Linked DNA regions of Homo sapiens: region 2 is linked to region 1. A link is a contact called in ENCODE POLR2A ChIA-PET data. All regions are on one chromosome and are shown on one strand. Each heading gives the region's core, a stretch centred on a gene start or an enhancer-like site at or near the end of the contact. The rest is flanking DNA. Distances are from core to core; before and after follow the strand shown. Region 1 overlaps PITX1-AS1 (PITX1 antisense RNA 1). Region 2 overlaps PITX1-AS1 (PITX1 antisense RNA 1).

What was found. ChIA-PET counts read pairs that join two places held with the same protein, here RNA polymerase II (POLR2A).
Region 2: POLR2A ChIA-PET joins it to region 1 with 16 read pairs in AG04450. The contact joins two enhancer-like sites. POLR2A ChIA-PET finds 5 or more read pairs at or near these places in 2 of 52 experiments (AG04450 and BJ).

Annotation. Positions count from the first base shown.
Region 1 is chr5:135,137,164-135,141,774 of GRCh38, forward strand. The region is part of intron 2 of PITX1-AS1 (PITX1 antisense RNA 1); the gene reads left to right. Among named protein-coding and RNA genes, the nearest start is that of EPIST, 99 kb to the left of the region's middle. Within about 2 kb of position 2,833, at least 10 of the 41 ENCODE cell types and tissues checked have a DNase peak (open chromatin) inside an H3K27ac peak, as active enhancers do.
Region 2 is chr5:135,261,082-135,265,692 of GRCh38, forward strand. All of the region lies in intron 3 of PITX1-AS1 (PITX1 antisense RNA 1), which reads left to right. Among named protein-coding and RNA genes, the nearest start is that of LINC02900, 15 kb to the left of the region's middle. Within about 2 kb of position 2,135, at least 5 of the 41 ENCODE cell types and tissues checked have a DNase peak (open chromatin) inside an H3K27ac peak, as active enhancers do.

The DNA of each region.
Region 1 (4,611 bases), core at 1,583-4,082:
ATTGGCACCCCATGCATACATAGGTCAGGTGGGTGCAGGTATCACCTGGTCGCAGCGCGTGTGGGTAGACCCTGGCACGTGTAAGGGCCGTGTGCGAGCAGCACTCATTTTGTTGCACGTGGCATGTTGAGATGGAAAGGCTTTGCAGGAATTTTGCTTTATAGGCACACAAAGGCCTTTATTACCCATAATGTGGACATGGGTCCAAAGATGATTCAATTCTGCTTTCTACCAAGGGGTTTGTCAGAGGCCCCTGTGGAGGCTGGAGCTCCGGGCCCTGCTCTGAGGAGGCTTGACCCCAGAGAGGAAGAAGAACTGGCTGCCGTCAGGGCCTGGGGTAGCTTGGGATAGGGCAGGATGGGGTGGCAGCGTCCCTGGAGTGAAATGCAGGTTTAAGCAGCCTCAGTGGGAAATGTGACGTTATGTAGCTCATTAAACCCTACAGAAGCAGGGAGGAGAGCTGCTTCTAATTATCAGGATGAAAATTAATGGAATAAAATCTCTAGCCAGGCTGCCCAGTGGTGGAGTAGGCAGGGATTTTCCGTGGCCGGGAGATGTTTGGGGCAGTCATACTGGAAGGAAGGGAGAAAGCCCCTAACTGTTTGCAAATGAGGGGCTGGGGCTCCAGAAGGGGTCCTTGCTAATTCTCACAGCATTTCCCCCTTGACTCAGAATTAGGAGGGAATGAGCCTGAGTGGGAAGCTGGACAAGGCTTGGTTTGCAGAGACTTGAGTCAGGAGATGGCTGCTCTGGTGTCCTCGCCAGCCTCAGGGCTGGAGGGGACATTGGATTTGTCATCCTGCAGAGGTGGATGTGAGCCTTTCAGTTCCTTGAGGCTGCCAGTGAGCTTCAGACCTGGGGAAAAGCTGAGATGGAACTTGAGGGGCTTTTGAGCATTTGCCTGAAAATCTTGCCCTCAGGTGATTCAGAGAAGCTCAGGTGCTGTGTCTGTAAATGGGCAGCCCAAACTTGCCTTGATTCCTGTTTTTTCCATAGGTCCTGAGGACAGGTGGGGTACCTTGGTTGTGCAGATCATAGTGATTGTTTTACCAACCTTCTAGCATTACTACTCCTGATAAGGGTGGCACAGGCCTGGAGCTGAGAGCCGCGGGCTGAATCCTGGCCCTCTAGGTGAATCAGAGCCTGTTGCTTAAATGAAGGAGCAGGTCTGGTTCGTGTCTGCCCTCCTCCCAGCTCAGCCATGCACTGCAGGTCTCATGTTGGAAAATATTGCTCAAATGCTGCCTGGCACCATCTGGCACCATCCAGAGCTCAAGAGAGTGGATCATTTGGCCAGGCAGGAAGTCTGCTCTCAGATGATCTGACCTGGATTAGGATAGTAAATACTCAATACATGTTAATTATTGATAACAACCTAAGAGATGGATACTATATTATCTCTATCTTATTGATAAAGAAAGTCAGGCTCAGAGAGGTGAGGTGACTTGCCCAAAGACATATAGCCTAGAGGCAGTGTACTGTAACTCAGCAGTGTGACTCACTTCCAAGCCCAAGTACCGCATTCTGTTGCCTTCTTGATGGGTGAAGCAGCCATCTGAGCCTAGAGTTCCTTTTAGGACCCTCAAGCTTTCCTTGCAGCATATCTGGACTTCTCCCATCATTGTCAGGAGATGGAGAGGATAGCTTCATTTGGCCAGTGAAGAAACTAAAAGGCTGAGTGGCTTGTAGGGCTCACATTGTGCATGAATTGGCACTTGTCTATAGAAAATGGTGCCAGGACAATGGGTGTATTTTGGTTGAAGTAGTTGGAGCCCTTGGATGCTAGTGGTTCATTACAGGGGCCATTTCTGAGTTCCCTTGGTCTTGGGAAACTGGTTTTCCTGTGCCTGGAACCCAAGAAGACATCTGTGGTTCCCTGGGCTAGGAGCTCCCTTGGTGGAGGCTGCCTCATGGATGGGCCACCCATGGTGTTTGGTGGCAGGGTCTCATGGGTCAATGCACACAGCCCAGGACAGAGTGAACAGTGGGATGTGCAGGGCTCGACTGGCCAAGCTGAACTGTTTTCTTGGGTTGTGTTATATTTATTTCCACTAATCTACTCCTCTTGCCTGTTTATACAACACAGAGATCTAATAACATGTATCTGAGGCCAGAGTAAATGAGGAACTTTTTGCAAAGAAGCATAAAAGGAAAGAGATCTTGGAATACCTAGCTAATCTCAGTTGCTGTCTCTGCTCTGAAGCCCTGCCTTTGAAAGCTCTATTTCTCCTCCCATCCTCTGCGAAAGCCAGATGAGACTTCTTGACATTAAGCAAATGCTGGTATACTGACTTTGGTGTGGGGTTTGTACATGTGCCTGTTGAGAGCTGGATCCTTCCCGTGGGTGGATGCTGGCATGGTGGCTCTTCCATCTAAGGATCCATCTGGAAAAGTGGCCGATTTCATCACTTACGTGCCAGGACCTCAGATGCCGAGGCAGGGGAATGCTGCAATCTAAACATTTACATTCTAAAAAATGGGAAATCATCTGCTTCGATATAAATTAGCCAGGGCCTGACGGGTTTATTACATCCTGGAATGCTTTCATGAGGCTTTCAGAGGGGTCCATGGTGCAGGCGCAGGTCTCCAGCTGGGATTGCCTGTGGCATGCTCCTGGGGGGACCCACTTGGAAAACACAGGCAGGGGGCCAACTCTTCCTCAACTTCCCATGGGCTTGTAATGGATTAGAGTGTGAAATGGGAACAAGGACATACAATGCGGGACCCTAGGACAGTGAAGCACCCTGAATGACGAGCTTCTTGAAGCTGATGGGGAGAGGTCGGTCAGGGAAGAGAGGTGGGAGGAGCCAGGTGCACAGGCCCAATCAGAGGCTGTGGATGGAAAGTGGAACAGGAGAAATATGCTCTGGGATTTCACAATAACAGGGTATGTGATATGACTCATTGAGTGGGAAGAGGGCAAAGGAGTGTAGCAAGAAATGTTGAGGAGGGAAGAGTCGTACATCCTCTGGAGGAGTTTTCAGACAAGACTTGGTGTGAGCCCCTGGGGTCAGGGGCTGGATTTGAACTCTGCTGGGTCCCCTAGAGTGGACTGAGCCACCCTCTCTGCAAAGTCCCTAGGACTGGGCCGATGTTCCAAGGAAAGCTGAGTCCTACGCTCAGGAAGTTTGAGATCTCAGTGAATAGGTAGGAAAAATACACAAACATAAACATACATGCCTAACTGTAACAAGTTGTGAACTCATTTATTTTCCCTCCCTTTGTCGTATCTTATATGCACTCACATTTTTCTGTAGGTTTACACAGATATATGTAGAACAGATGCTGAATAACTGATTTTGGAGGAATTTGATTTGATGCTAATGATGAGTGATCTGGGATATCAGCTATTTTTCACTTGTTTGGAGCAAGAACCCTGCTTTGCACAAGGGGTATTATTTTGGTTGATTTTATTCAGAGCAGTGGTTTTCAAACTAGCATGCCTTAGAACCACCTGCAGGGCCTGTTAAAGAAGATCACTGGCCCCCACCCACCCTTGGAGTTTCTGCTTCATTAGGTCTCGGGTGGGTCCTGAAAATTTGCATTTCTAACAAGTCCCAGGTGACTCTGTGTTCCAGGGATCGCACTTGGAGGACAACTGATCAAGAAAGAGAGAAGTGCATGGGCTTTGGTGGGAATCCTTTACACAACTTTGCTGGGTCTGAGAACTTGTGATTCATGCCTTTCAGAGGATGAAAGAGGATTCACGATATCCACGGAACCACTTCCTTGTTTTGAGAAGGAAGCTGGTGCCTCCTATAATATGGGCAGAGCCGGCTTGCTGCCACATGAAGCAGTGCCTGGCTTTGTGGATTTGCAGATTCATTCAGCAGGCATCTGCCAGCATCCACTCTGGGTCCAGCCCTGGGTATGACGTGTCTTCAGCATTGGGGAAGACGCTCAGGCGGAATGGTTCCAGCATCAGTGACTCTAACAAGGGTGGGGGTAGGGTACTTCCTTGTGCCCAGCTGGGCTGCCTGCTGTGGGGGTATGGGGCAGAGACATGACACAGTACTTGGCGTGGGGATGCTGGCTGTCCTCTGTGCCCTCCCCACCTGCTGATCCCTGGCTCCACCTTGGTCTCCAGGAACAGCTCTGTACCCCTCTGGGAAGTCAGATGTTTCCCTTAAAGCTTGTGGGTCCCAGCAGACTCCCCACCCTGAATGTCTTGGCTATCAGACCTCAATCTGTCCCCTACAAACAAGTCCTCCTGCCCTCTGACCTCTGCTCTTGACAACAAACCATGTGTCACAGCATCTGTTTTGCATACATTTGCCACCATTTTCACTGAAGAGTAAACACAGAGCTGGACTTTGGGGACTTGTGGGCGGTTCTTCCTTGAAAATAGGCCAAGCCCAGAGCTTAGAATAGGACAAGGAGGGGCCTACTTGGAGGATCACTGAAGGGGTGCCAGAAGGTGAGTCAGGCCACCTGGGTTCCTGTTACATGATTCAGGCAGGCCCCTCCTTCTCTCTGGCCTCAGTTTCCTCCTCTGTCACATGAGGTGTGATGATGCCTGTCCTGCCCCTTTCCTGTCACGATGGGGAGGCTCCAGTGGGACATGCCCTCAATTTCTCCCAAATGTGCGTGAATTGTTGAGGGCACCTGGGA
Region 2 (4,611 bases), core at 885-3,384, 120 kb after region 1:
GTAAAGAATGTCATTGGTATTTTGATAGAGATTGCATTGAATCTGTAGATTGCTTTGAGTTTCCTAAGGGATTAAAAAAAAAGTAGAACTAATAATTTATTTTTGCAGTGTTGCAGGATATAATTAAATTATAATTCCATATGTTAGCAATGAACAATTAATTAACAATGAAAATGTCAAAATAGTAATTGTAGCATAAAAATTCAGCTACTTAAGGATAAATTTAATGAAAGATATGAAAGACTGGAAACTATATAATGTTGATGAGAGAAATTAAAGACCTAAATAAATTAAGAGATATAACATGTTTATGAATTAGAAGACTCAACATTAAGATGTCACTTCTCCCAAACTGACCAATCCTAAATAAAATCCCAGCAAGCTTTTATCTTGGACAAAATAATTTTAAAATTTATATGAAAAGGCAAAGGACCTAGGATAGCCAAAGCAATATTGAAAAAGTAGAGCAAATTTGGAATATTTACCCTACTTCACCACAAGACTGACTATATAACTACACTAATCAACACAGTGTGGTATGGATGAAAGGATGGGTTAAAAGACAAATGGAACAAAATAGAGTCCATGCATAGACCCAAGATATATGGGAAAGTGATTTTTGACAAGGGTGCCAAAGAAATTCAGTAGTGAAGGAAAATCTTTTCAACAAATGGTACAGAAACAACTAGATATTAATTTGAAAAAAAACTTTGTTCTTACCTCTAATAATATAGAAAAATCAGTTCAATATGGGTCATTGATCTAAATGCAAACACTAAAGTGATAAAATTACTAGAAAAAAACAGAGTATTTTTGTAACCTTGAGGTAGCAAAGACTTCTTAAAGAAATCATGGAAAGTACAGGCCATAAAAGCAAAACTTGATTAACTGGGTTTCAATAAAATAAAATCTTTCTGCTTATCAAAGACACTGTTAAAACAAATGAATAGGCAAGCCACAGATTTGCCAACACATCTCTGACAAAAGACTTCCATTCGGAATACATAGAGAAATTCTTGCAACTCAACAATAAAAAGACAAACAATGTAATTAAAAATTGCAAAACAACTTGGATAGAAATATCATTAAAGAAGATATACAAGTGGCCAATACACACAGGAAAAAGTTTTAAACACCAACTACTAGATATCAGGGAAATGCAAATTAAAATTATAGTTAGTGACCACTAGATATCAACTAGAAGTTGGTTAAAGTGAAAAAAACTGATGACACTAAAAGTGGGAGAGGATGTGGAGGAACTGGAACTCTTATGCATTGTTGGTGAGAGTGTCAAATGGTATAACCAGTTTGGAAAACTAATACTTCCTTTAAAAGTTAAAAATACACTTACCTATAGCCAGCATTTCTATTCCTAGGTATTTACATGAGAGAAATGAAAATATATTTCCACAAAAATCCTTGTATAAGAATGTTCATAGCAGTTTCATTCGTAAAAATCGAAAACTGGCAAACGGCCCAGTTGTCCATGAGTGAGGAATGGATAAAGACACTGTGGTTTAGTCATGCAACAGGATACCAAGCAGTGTAACAGAATGAACAACTAATACCATCATGGATGAATCTCAGACATATGATGAGTGACATAAGCTGCATATGAAAATGTGCATACGATGGGATCCATTTATAAGAAAATCCAAACTAGGAAAAACTAACCTACGATGACAGAAATAAAACCAGTGGTTGATTCTGGGGATAGGAGATTGCCTGGGAAGTGTGAGAAATGTCCTGTGGCTTTATGTGTATTCATCAAAACTGTTTGATCAGAACACTTAAGACCTGAGCACTGGACTTTATATAAATTATACTTTAATAAAAAATGTGAGATAAAAGTCATTTCTTTCACTGGACTTCAAATCACAATTAACAAATTTGAAGTTGCTACACTTAATATAACCGATGATGTAACTATCATAGTATGATGGACAAGTGCTAGGATAAAACTATTAGAAGCCTAATTCGAAATATTGAATGAAGGCTACATGCTTTAAAGAAATCTATCCTCCAGAAGCACCTGTTCTTGAACCAAAATCTGCCCATTCAGCCTAAGCTTTCAGGGAAGTCAGGGCAGGTAAGGATTGGGCCCCTGCCTGCCTCGTGACACGTGGGCAGGGTGTCCGTCTTGGCTGTGGGGCAGCGGTCACAGCCATAGCCACGGATACGAGCCTTAATGGTATCTGTTAATTATCTGCTTCTAAATCTGGAGTTTATGAAATGCTCTTCACTAGACTTCAAAAGCTGGGAGTCATCCCGGTTATCTATTCAAGAGCCCAGCTTATCCCTCTCTCTCAGTCTGTGACATCAAAGACTTAGTTTCATTGCAAAATTGTCTGGCACGATGGCATCAGGTCGGCTCCCCTTTGAAAGGGTTTGGAACACAGTGATGAGTCAGAGCTCCTCCGAGGAGCACCTGACCCACCCGCTCTCCTCCGCGTGGGCTTGGCCCAGGGAGACCCGGCCAGAGGCCTCGCTGATGTGGACGTGGGATTCATTTGGCTTGGCTCTGCTAGGATTTGGAGCAAAGCTCTCCTGCTTGCCTATAGGGAGAAAACCTCTCAATCTAGGCCTGGGAGGGTAGGGTTTATTTGCTTGCTTTTAAAATTTTATTTATTTATTTATTTTTGGTCACTGGTAATAATTTTTGGGGGTGGCGGGGGGGATGAAACTATACGCCTTTCTTAAACTGCCGGAGCATGACCAGGAAGGGTCAGCTTTGATTCTGGTCTCTCTTTTCACCCTTTTATTTGAATGCCATGAGGACATTTCCCTATCAGGTTGTTAGGTGAGAATCTATTTCTGTTTTTTCTGCTTTCCTTGTTTTCTTTGCTAGAATACATTTTGTCCTCCTAAAGTAATACAAATGTTAATGTGTATACAGGTTTTTTGAACTAAGGATATTAGTTGAATTTATTTGCTGACAAAAATAATGAAAGGTCGCTTCCCAATTGTTTCTGTACTCCCTGGTAATTTTGGAAGTTAAAATGCTGTGTTGTCACTTCCCAGGCTAACAAGTCTCATCTCACTAAATCATGCCACAGATGCGAAGTTTCAGTTTAATTTGAATCCTGGTACTGTGCTTATGGAGGTAAATGAAGACCCTGGCTTTGTAAATCTTCTTTGTTTTTCCACTTTTATTTTTAAGTGTAGCTAGATACAAAGTTTACGTCCATTTAGCTGACCTTTTCAACAGTAAGAGCTATTTTATAAGGCAGCAGAAGTGAAAGTTATCAGTGCGGCTGGGTAATGTAAAGTATTTATGAATGAATGTGCAAAAAACAATCTGGGGGTGTAAAATGTGGGGCTGGGCTCGAGCAGACCCGCTTGTGACTTGAGCCCTTCTTTGCAGTAAAGCATAATTCATGCTGCTGTTAGCCCTTAAAACAGGAAATAATATACCCATTTAACTTAATCACAATTTATATTACATGTGCATATTTCTAAACAAATGTTGTAGATGGAGAGTTTGGTAGCAATAATATTTATGAATTACACTTTTAGTTAGCAAAGGAAATGTGTGACCTCTTACATTTGGTTTGACATTTGAATTTGGTGTTCAGTGTATTTGACAGGAGTGATGGATTCTCATTAGCTCAATGTATAAACAGGAAATGCTTCCTCGGTGAATAGTTATTAATGTAGGACATCCCTGAATTTGAATTTTCAGTTGCTTATTCTGGTCCAGACTGTGACATTTATTTAATTTCTTTCTTAAAAAAAAAAAAAAGAAATGCATGGCATTAATTTTGTGTGTAGCAAACCTGAACAACATATGAATGTCAAGCTCTGAAAAACAGAAAATTGTTCACGAGTGGGGTGGCAGGCGAGGCTGTTGAAGGCTTAGACGAAGGGAGCAGCCCTGGCCGCAGACAGCCCCCATGTGGACTCGCAGTTGCTTGCCTTAATTTCTAACTAAGATAACCTACAGGAATTAGAACATGACGTGGGGGCAGATTTGAGTAAGCTCATACTTAACCTTTACCCGCAGCAGGATTAAAGCAGTTCGTGCAAAACGGGATCAGAGCAAATTTGCAATGTAGCTTGAGACAGCAATTTTATTTTGAGTTTTCTGCACTAGCTTGGTACTCTGTGACAATACCAAAAACACAGGATTCGGGGTGTGGGAAAGCTAGAAGCATCTGACTTCTAATGGGAATGAGGAGAAACCAGGCCAGTTGGCTGCCGTCCGCCATGGGCCCCGGCCCGTCCCCAGCCCCTTCTGAGTAAAGCTTAGAATCTAATTAGAAGTCAGTTAGAAACCCGGAAAGTGAAGCTGGCAGGCCCTTAATCTGAATTTCAGGTCTTCAGAGAAGGAAAGTAGCGTTTTTATTGTTGGAGGTCAAAGTTTAAATTTAGTTTATATCAGATTACCAAAATATGCTTTCGGTAAGGTTAGATTCTCATGCTTGGAGAGAGTGGGTCTGTAATGAAAGCAAACAGGGCGAGAAATAATCCCATTACAGATGAACTCTTCACTTGAACCTCAAACATTTGGGAACCATAATAACACCATCTCGGCAGGAAGATAAAGGCTGGACAGGCAGGAGCTGGGAAGGAACCTCCCGACCACCCGGTTGAACATGATCCCTTCCCACC